3 separate regions of the Homo sapiens genome follow, and all the other regions are linked to region 2. A link is a contact called in ENCODE Hi-C or POLR2A ChIA-PET data. All regions are on one chromosome and are shown on one strand. Each heading gives the region's core, a stretch centred on a gene start or an enhancer-like site at or near the end of the contact. The rest is flanking DNA. Distances are from core to core; before and after follow the strand shown. Region 1 has its middle 64 kb from the start of MIR8079. Region 2 holds the start of EPSTI1 (epithelial stromal interaction 1). Region 3 has its middle 41 kb from the start of MIR8079.

Region 1 (3,339 bases), core at 623-3,122, 1.3 Mb before region 2:
TGATGGACATTTATTCAATAGTCACCAAGGAGATTCAGCAATCTGGGTGTCCTACAGCCTAGATATGCTGTCCTGTGTTGTTGAGGTTTATGCCTGGACTTTGATTGATGCCAGCCCCTCCAAAGGCTCTTTCCACAGCTGTTGCTTCTGGTTGGATGGTGCACTCACTGTGCTCAGCACCTCAGGAAGGGATTGAGGGTTGTGAATAGTGGAGATGTGTAGGGAGAGTAGGGAATATGTTTCACTGCCAATATACAAGCAGTATATCAGATTTGGGAATTCTACTGGCAAGGGTTGAGTCTTTGCTTGTCACCGGGCTAAAAGTTGCTTCACCTTTCCAAACATCAGCTTCCTCACTTACCAAGTATAACCACTGCATTGCAAGTTGTTGTCTCGATTAATTGAAGATGCTTGCCATACAGTAGGGACTCAACCATGTTAGCTTCTCCCCCCAGATGCTAGGGGCTGTGTGCTTTCATGGAAAGAAATGCTTCTGCTAGACTTAATTGACATCATCTTTGGTGGGTCTTTTCTTTGCTTCTGACCACACGTCTTTTAAACTTGAGATGCTTTTATGCTTCCGGGTAACAAGCAAAAGTCAGGCCAAGGAGGAAGCAAAACTAGGATTTATTGGTGGGGGGTCATGGAATAGGGATGTTAGAGATTAGCAGAAAAGAACTGCAATGATTTAAAAAGGCAAAAAAAAAAAAAAAAAAAGAATATCCTGGAAAGAAATAATTACATTTAAGTTGATTTCATTGTATCAAGTCTTAGAGTGCTTTTAAAATTATGGTTTTATGTCATGTTCTCAAGTGCAGCCTCAATGAAGAATCAGTCTCCCAGAAAGATTCAAACAGTTGAAATAGGGGAATTAGAAGATGAAGACCTTAAAAAAATCACCCACCAGCATGGGGATGAGGAGAGAGAAGCATCTTCACAGGCTCAGAATCCTATTTGATCCCAGATTCTTCCCCAAGTCAATATTCATTTAACACACTTGTCCCAGGGGACAGAGCTGGTTAACAGGAAATGTGCCCTTGAAGAGTTAAAAAATTATCTTACTCTTCTTCCCTGCAGATTTTAGTTTTCCCACCAACTGTTTAGTAGCAAGGAGCAACTGATGCGTTATGCTGTGTCTTTCCTATGGGAACACGCAGTTTGGTGGCAAAGAAACAGAGTAAAAAAAAAAAAAAAGTTACCCAAGTGGAATTGACAAGGGTGAAGGGATTCTGATTGGCCAATGTAGAATGTTAGAAAGTTATTCATGGAGACAAAGCACACAGATTTAATTTAATATTGATTTCAGCTTCAGGAGGAAAAAACTGCTCTTGCAGCTGAGCGTGGTGTCATGCAGAAATCTGTTTTTTCATTAGGAGCAGGACTCTCTTCTCCTCCCCATAGCCTCCCCACATGCATATCTCTTACACTGGTGGCATTTTGAGGGGCTGTTTTTTCACCCCAAGGGCAATGGAGGGCAGCACATATAGTGCATTCCGTCCAAGTCACCCCTGGAGAGTGACCAGGAAATCCCACACAGAGCAATTCCCTGAATCAGATGTTTTGCTATCTTATAGCCTAGGTTTGTTAGGATTTTCTCTAACAAGCCTAGAGCCTGTTCTTAAAATGACTTTTAATAACCATCACTCTGGTTTTGCCTCCTTGACACAAGGGGGTTTAAAAATAACCAGTGTTAGGATCAGACACCAGGTTCACTATCACTCTGGTACCCATTTCTGGTGCATGTTTTCCTTTTAAGCCATGAAGAAAATGACATCATTCAGGGCCCTGGCTGCTGTGTGTGGTGTCTTCCTGTATCTCCGAGCACAAACACTCACCCATTCATCCCCTGGCTGCCTGACCACCTGAAAACGTGACTGATACAGAAATAGTGCCAGGCAAGGAACAGGTGGGTGAGCTGAGCTTGGGGTCCTGCCAGCCCTCCCATCGTGGAATAAGAAATCTTGCGAATAAACACCGTATGATTTAATTGAATCTGAGCGAGAAGATAGGGTTTTTACAGAAACTAATTATGGCAGGCAGCTAGGCATATTAGTGCAGTAAATCTCGCTGATGTCAAGCCCTGGAGCTGCTGCTGTGTGGTGTTATTTTCTCTCTTTCTCTCTCTCTCTTCCTTTGCTCCTCAGTTTCTTTCATTCAATCTCTCTCCACTTTCTTTCACCTCTCTGCCTTCTTCTTGGCATGCTTAGATTTCAAATGGGGGGACAGCACCCGTAGCCCACTGATTTCCCTGTATCAGGTCGATAAACATATATGGTTCTGTGTGTGTAAAAGTGTGTGCATGTGGTTGTGTTTTGTCCTCTCTGCCTGTAATGGGAATGACAATTCAAGATAGAAATGGTATAATGAGTCATCTATAGCAGGCAGGGGTGGGGGAAAGTGGTGGGTACAAAAATGATTCAGACAAACTCTCTGCCTTCTTATCATTGGTGACATGGGGGCGGGGGCAGTGGTTATGAAAAGGGGAAGAAGAAAGTTATGTAAACAGCTGTCTTGGAAACATCAGGCAGAATGAGGTACAGTCGCCATGAGACTGCAGAGAGAGGGGTTTTAATGTTGACTACAAGATCTGGATCTAGCGTCATTAAGCTCCTTTCCTTCAAGGCCGCTTTCTGTTTCACTTAGGAACAGAACACTTGACTAAGGACTATAAGTAAATAAACTCGTAAATGCACTTTTTATTTCCTTAAAAAGTCTGGATGTAAGTGGCCCCGGAGTTTGTTGGCTGACTTGGTTATCTTTCCAGGCTTTCCCAGCCTCTCCATTGCCATGCTCCATGCTGCTGGCTTTTGTCCTCATGCTTCTTGGTTTTAGGGTGCTTATTGGTGGTTTCCGTCCTTGCATGAGCATCATAAGGGCAAATCTTCTCTTTATTAGGCTCTAGATTTTTATTTTTTAAGAAACAAAAGTCTTTTCTAAAGCCCTCAATACTTTTTTTTTATATTTCCTTCTCAGTCCATTTGGTCTACTATAACAAAATACTGTAGAGTGGGTAATTTATAAACAACAGAAATGTATTGGTAAGAAGGGAGGCTGGGAAATCTAAGATCAAGGAACCAGCAGATTTGGTGTGTGGTGAGGGTGCGTTTCCAGGTTCATAGATGGCGCCATCTTGCTGTGCCGTTACATGGTGGAAGGGGCAAGGTGGCTCTCTGGGGCCTCTTTTGTAAGGACACTAATCTCATTCATGAGGGTTCCACGCTTATGACCTAATCACCTCCCAAAGGCCTCACCTTCTAATACCACCACCTTGGTGATAAGATTTCAACATATGAATTTTGGTTTGGACAAAAACTTTCAGTTCATAGCAGTAAGTATCTA
Region 2 (3,342 bases), core at 835-3,334:
CCCCTTCTCTCTGCTGCCTTCCAGTACTCAATTCTCTCTTTCATCTAGTTTTTATCTATGCTAATCTCTCATGTGAAATGTCTTTTATGTTTTATTTATTTGTTTTGTAGAGATGAGGTCTTACCATGCTGCCCAGGCTGGCCTTAAACTCCTGGCCTCAGGTGATCCTCCTGCCTCAGCCTCCAAAAGTGCTGGGATTACAGGCATGAGCAACTGAGCCTGGCCCATGTGAAATGTCTTGATTTTGCTCCCCACTTTCTGGGTTGCCTTAGCTCAGATCTGTATTTCTTACCTAGACGTAACTAGGCTCTGAATTTATCTTCCCGATTTCAGTCTCTTCATCTTTCAATCTCCGTTTTCACATTGTTAGAAGCTAACTTTGTAAAACAGATATTATTGAGTAACTGCCCTATTGAAAAACTTCCTGTGCCTTCCACATTGCCTACAACAGTGGTTCCCAAAGGGTGATCCTGAGACTGGCATCATTGGTATCACCTGGAAATTTGTTAGAAATGCAAATCCTTGGGCCCCATCCCAGACCTGAATCAGAAACTATATATATATATTTTTGAGATGGAGTCTCTCTCTGTCGCCCAGGTGGAGGTGGGGTTTCGCCACGTTGGCTAGGCTGGTCTTCAACTCCTGATCTCCAGGTAATCCTCCTGCCTCGGCCTCCAAAAGTACTGGAATTACAGGAGTGAGCCACCGTGCCTGGCCATAAATCTGTTTTAACGCACCCTCCTCCAAGTGGTTCTGATGCTTACTGAAATTTGTGAAACTCTGGCCTACTCTACAAAACCCTAATGTCTTAGGATGGCATAGAAATCCTGACTGACTTTCCTACCATGTTCCTTGTCATTATTTTCTCCTCTCCTGTCCCACCCTGGCCCACCCTTCAATTTCATTCTTTCATTAGCTATCAAACCTGTATGTGTCTTTTTGTTCTAAGCACCAATAATATAAGGAAGACAGTCCAGCTCCTAACTGTCTTGCTGACCTAGGACTGGGGTGCTCCAGCCACATGACAACCCCTGGAATTAAGTACACACCATGTCATTTTAAGTGACAAGCCTCTGCCATAGCATCTCCTTCTTCTTGGTGAATTCCTATGTCTTTGGTGGCTCATTCTCAAATGTCCCTGTTCCTGAATTACTCAGAGGGCTAATCCCCAGTTTCTCTGTGCCTCCACAGCTGCCTGTCATTTCATTTATCCCAAAGTGGCATTCCCATTTGTTTACCTGTCTACTAGGATACTCCTAGAATGCAGGTAGCATGAGGGAAGAGCCTTCACTCATCTTTGTGTAGACGGCATTGTGACCCTGGTGACCAACCCTGGCACACATCAGAATCATCTGGGAGCTTTTCAAAAATATGAATGCCAGAGCTCACCCCTGAACCTACAGGAACTGAGCCTTACACATCCATATTTTAAAATGTCCCCACATCACCGTTGCACACTGTTCTGCACAGAGCAGGTATTTTTAATAGTTCTCGAATGTCTAGTCAATTACTTAGCAAGGCTGCCTGGAGAATCATGTCTACCTTAGCTTACTTCTCCGGCTTTGTAGGTTTTTGTTTTCTTTTGATTTCAGTTTCCATTTCCTCTAACTTGAAAGTATGTGCATTGGTAACAGCCACACAGCAGTCATTACTGATAAAAGGCGACATTTTGTTGAGATGATTTTAGTTATTGACCTAATCTCTGGTATTTTAAGGTTAATATATTTTTTACAGTCTCAAATATCCAGCGGTAACCTCAAATTAGAGTTGCCTGTTAAACAGTTTCTCAAGTATCTTTCAGGATTGTAGTCACTCTGCGGGCTAATCGCTCACCAGGTGTCCGTGGCTGATCCCAGTTATTCTGATTAACCTCTAAGGTGATTGTGAGACTTTAAACCGTCTCACCTGTAGCCGACCAAGCCAGCTCAAGTCAACATCCTGGGCTGTTAACCCGCGATAAGGTCGGACGGGGCCTCAGTGGAGAATACGTGGGGAAGTTCTCTGGGGCGGGCGCAGTCTGCTGCTGATTCTGAGAAACCGAAACTCAGCTGTTAAAACCGCTGCCTCTGCACTTTGGAATCCCATCTTGAGACTCGCTAAGCGTCCCAGCCGCATCCCTCCCGCAGCGACGGCGGCCCGGGACCCGCGGGCTGTGAACCATGAACACCCGCAATAGAGTGGTGAACTCCGGGCTCGGCGCCTCCCCTGCCTCCCGCCCGACCCGGGATCCCCAGGACCCTTCTGGGCGGCAAGGGGAGCTGAGCCCCGTGGAAGACCAGAGAGAGGGTTTGGAGGCAGCCCCTAAGGGCCCTTCGCGGGAGAGCGTCGTGCACGCGGGCCAGAGGCGGTGAGTATTTTAACAACCTGGCTTCGGGGCGGGAGCCCGGGCCCCAAACATACTCACTCACAAGCACCTTGGTCCTTGGAGTTTAAAACCACAGGGGCCCAACAACAGGGATTTTGACTGAATGAAAGCTCATTTGCTTAAATGAAAGTATCCATGCCGCACCTTATAAATTGAGTCGGCTAGTTTGCAGTCCTTTGGTAAATAACCAGCCCGGTTCCTTCCAGGAATACTACTTTCCTGATTTTTGTGACTGGCTACAGGATTGAAAGATATGGGTGTGTCGGAACTGCCTAGGCATCCAGTAAGATGTCATTTTCCAGGTATCTCCAGAACTCATACTCCAACCAGTATGGAAATAACTTTTCCCTTACTGTTTTTAAAAATTTGGTGCTGGGCCAGGCGCGTTGGCTCAAGCCTGTTATCCCAGCACTTTGGGAGGCCAAGGCAGGCAGATCACCTGAGGTCAGGAGTTCGAAACCAGCCTGGCCAACATGGTGAAACCCAGTCTTTACTAAAAATAAAAAATAAGCTGGGTGTGATGGCACGTGCCTGTAGTCCCAGCTACCTGGGAGGCTGAGGTAGGAGAATCGCTTGAACCCGGGAGGCGGAGGTTGCAGTGAGCGGAAATTGCGCCATTGCACTCCAGCCTGGGCAACAGAGCGAGACTGTCTCAAAACAAAACAAAACAGAAAAACAAAACTTGGTGTCCTAAACGGAATTACTGTATCAGACACTAACAGGTAAGGGTCAACAAGAAATGTGATATGGGGTAGAAGGTTCAAATTCTGCCTCTAGGTAGGAGCAAGCCTACGTCCCAGCAAGACTCGCAGATAAACTAGCCTCTTACAACCAGAGGAGTGGAGCTGAGAGAGTGAGGAGGTGAGTGACCATAGTACCTCTCATCCCTGATGTTGATATGTGCTCTATGCAGGAACAGATAGGTAGCTTTTATTCCTGGTCTTTGGTTCAGGGACTGCAGTGAGTATCCGGGAAAC
Region 3 (3,285 bases), core at 158-2,657, 1.2 Mb before region 2:
TTTAGAATTTTTCATTCTCAGTTTTCCTGCTTTCTAGAGAGTTGGAAGAATGAACTAAAGATCAGAAACTTTTCTTCTCAGAGTCCAACTGGTCCATGATGGTTTGGGGAAGAACCTGCAGAAAGAGAGGGCAGGAAATTAGCAAGGTGAGAAATCACAAAGGTTCTTATATACAGGATCCAGTTGGTGAATTGCAGGGTCCTGTTATCTTTGCTCCTTTTTAGATCTCCACTTGCCTAAAATAAATCATGACCCTACACTTTCAAAGATCCAGGCCAACCTTGGGGCCCCAAGGTGAGTTTTTTTCTGTCTTGTGAAACTGGTGCTACTTGTGTGGTGTAAATCAGAGGGTTAGCAAGTATTCAGTGGATTTGCTGGTAAGCCCAACCTTTTGACAAAAGAGGGGGAAGAAAGAAATAAAAGTAGGGGTGGGGGAAGTAAGCTAGAAGAATAAGGAGAGAGATAGAGATGTGACTCCATCAACAAAATACTGATTGAGTATCTTCTACGTGTAAGACTGTGCTAGTTTCAACTTGCCATTCTAAATCAACAAATAGAACCCTTATTTGTGACTACAGAGGCTGAGAGTTAGGTGTGTCTGGTGTAAGACAGATGCACACCCAGGTATGACCAGCAAGCAGCAAAGTCAATAGGCAATTACTCAGGAAGGCTGTTATGGAAGGAATGAGAATGAATGGGCCCACGCTGACTTAGAAATTAAGTTAAAACATATGGCAAATGTTTTTCTGATATGCACTTAAAGCCTGGAACAGTCCAAGAGGCCCTGGGTTTCCCTGAGAGGGAGGCTTTTAGGAAGAGTGTAGGCTGCCTGTGGCTGCTGCACCTAACTGGATTACAGGCCTCTGTGACGCTGCCCATCACATCTGCTTTTCAGTAATGCCGTAGGGGAGGCAAGCTGTCCCCTTAGACCCTTAGCATGATCTGTCTATGGGTTTCACATTTTTTCCTGGCAGAGTTAGTTTTTCGTGTTTGTTTTGTGAAGAAAAACTTTGTATACTTCTTTCCTTTTTTTTCCTTTGCAATAAAGTGTTGAACAAAATGTATACTATTTTGTCCAAACTTTTTAAGCTTCCAGATTTGGATATGGTGTTTATGTCTGTGGCTTTTAGAAAGTCTGAATGGATCTGAAAGGTCAGAAAATACCTAAACATTTGACTCTACCCTTCAGCTCACACGTGATTGGCTGTGCATTGTTTTATTTTTAAAAATGGTAAATGAGAAACTATTCTTTAGTCATATCTTGTTCTCAGAGCCTTTCCCCCTCTTGCAGACTGTGCCGCCACCCAAAAGCTTGAAAACACCCCAGGAAGCCATCCCCTCATTGTGAAATGACTAATCACCACACACCACTTGGTTTTCCTTCCTGGACGTCATAGGCCATAGCCCTGTAGTTCCCACATTGTCTCTGTCATCATCCCAAGGAGTGTGACTCTTGATTCTGAGCCTGGGCAGGACAGCCTGTCTCAGCACAGGCTGTTATATAAGCGGCTGTGGGGAGAGCTGGCAATAAACAAACATTTTTCCAGCCCTTGTTTTCTCTGCAGCCTTGAAAAATATTTTTCTGGGGCTGCTGCTGTGCTCCTGCAACAGGATGGCAAATTCCCAGCTTAGAAATGTCTTGCTCTGCATTTCCAGATTCTAAAATCAGAACAAAGTGAACCAGCATGTTCAAAGGAACTGAAATTTTGAGAGCCAGGACACATAGATGGGTTTCTCGACAAGCGGCTTTGCAGCAGTCTTTCCAAAGTTTCATCCACACATCCTGACGGCGAGTAACCATTGGGAAATTACATGGTGACTTTAGGGCCACAGAGAGGAGAATCAGAAGATGACAGGAACTCACTTGGGAATGGAGAAGTGATGTTATGGCTGCCAGTGTCAAAGTCAGACCCACTGTATAAACACAGACATTCACACATATGAGAACCATGGGACTGAACATTGGTAAAGTCCGTTCCTCCTTGGGCCACTCCATCTTGGAAACTCAAAGGAGGAACACTTTACAGTAGTGTTCCACACACTCTACCTCTAACTCCCAGTACTGAATTTAGTGGAAGTCCAACCACAGTTCCTCCCACCCAAACAGACAGTTCCTTGTGAGTGTCTCAGAGGGACACTTAGACAGGACAGCCTCCTCATTCACTGGTGAAAGATTTTCCAGAGCCAAAGCTCTTGCTTCCATGGCTGTCACCTGTAAGGGTTGCTGGTACCAGCTGCTTTTCTGAAGCCACTGCACCCTCCCCATTCCCCTGCAGTAGTCTCCATTGTGAGACCTCAGCCAGAGTGACCTTGTGCTCTATTTCCCTTCAATGGCTGATGTTCTGGTGTCACTCCCTGTGCTGAAAGCCAAGCTGATTTCTCCACATCTCTGAGTAATTCAGATCATTTTACAATGAATTAGCAAGTGAGTTTGTTATTGCAGTGCGGAGGAGGAGGGATGGGAAGCACTTTCAGAGTTTCTTTTAGTTTTCCCTGAGTCTACTGAGACCCCTGAAAGAAAACTTACTGCCTGTAGCTTGGAAATGTTGCTGTGTATCCAAGAAGCTGCCACTCTGCTCATTGGCAAGGCTACATCTATGGCTATATCAATCCACCTTTCTCATCATTGTCCTCATACCGTGGAACTAGGACAGAGTCACCCAGAAGGAAGCATGGGTACTGTAGTTTATCCAAGGTCACTAGGCTAGTCTTTTGGTCCTGTGTAGCTAGGATTGGCTGCGTAATATGTAGGGTGCAGTGCAAAATAAAAATGTCAGGCCTCTGTTGAAAAATTATTAATAATTTCTAAATGGCAACAGGTGAGCATCAAACCAAACTCAGGCCCTATACAATCATACAAGTCATGTGCTTATGAAGCCAAAGCCATTCTCAGCATAGCTTTTATTTGAAGCCTCTAGTTTTCACAGTGGAGTGGCTAAAAGAGGTAAGTTCTTTGAGGGTTGTGCAAGAAAGTTTAGGAAGGAGAGATGACAGCTGGCTGCTTTTAGCAGGACATTCTTTGTAAGTGGGTAGCACCTGTGGGTCACTATGAAAAACAGGCGCCATCCAAAGTACTTTCCATATGTTAAATCATTTCATATACATACATACACATGAATAATGTGTATCTATTAAATCGTGAATCCTCACAACAACCATTTAAAGTGGGTGCTGTTGTTTTTCTATGCTTTTATAGGTAAGGAAACCGAGGCACAATAGAGTTAAATGAAATGCTGATTTAAAGTTTGGTTCTCAACTTTCTAATAGAAACCCTCTATTGTTGAA

The links. A loop is a pair of places that touch in the nucleus more often than their neighbours do. ChIA-PET counts read pairs that join two places held with the same protein, here RNA polymerase II (POLR2A). Pooled maps may share reads with other maps.
Region 1: a loop to region 2 is called in a pooled map, with 5 times the contacts of the local background. The contact joins the enhancer-like site here to the promoter of EPSTI1 in region 2. A Hi-C loop is called at or near these places in 5 of 50 pooled maps. POLR2A ChIA-PET finds 5 or more read pairs at or near these places in 2 of 52 experiments (A673 and activated B cell).
Region 3: a map with no recorded cell type shows a loop between it and region 2 (4-fold over the local background). The contact joins the enhancer-like site here to the promoter of EPSTI1 in region 2. A Hi-C loop is called at or near these places in 1 of 37 single-sample maps with no recorded cell type. POLR2A ChIA-PET finds 5 or more read pairs at or near these places in 1 of 52 experiments (A673).

Annotation. Positions count from the first base shown.
Region 1 is chr13:44,258,329-44,261,667 of GRCh38, reverse strand. No RefSeq gene overlaps it. Among named protein-coding and RNA genes, the nearest start is that of MIR8079, 64 kb to the right of the region's middle. Within about 2 kb of position 1,872, at least 16 of the 41 ENCODE cell types and tissues checked have a DNase peak (open chromatin) inside an H3K27ac peak, as active enhancers do.
Region 2 is chr13:42,990,983-42,994,324 of GRCh38, reverse strand. It overlaps EPSTI1 (epithelial stromal interaction 1), which reads left to right and starts at 2,084. Exons shown (of 11, transcript NM_033255.5): 1 at 2,084-2,347. The coding sequence starts at 2,160. RefSeq lists enhancers at 1,451-1,690, 1,951-2,070.
Region 3 is chr13:44,235,658-44,238,942 of GRCh38, reverse strand. No RefSeq gene overlaps it. Among named protein-coding and RNA genes, the nearest start is that of MIR8079, 41 kb to the right of the region's middle. Within about 2 kb of position 1,407, at least 26 of the 41 ENCODE cell types and tissues checked have a DNase peak (open chromatin) inside an H3K27ac peak, as active enhancers do.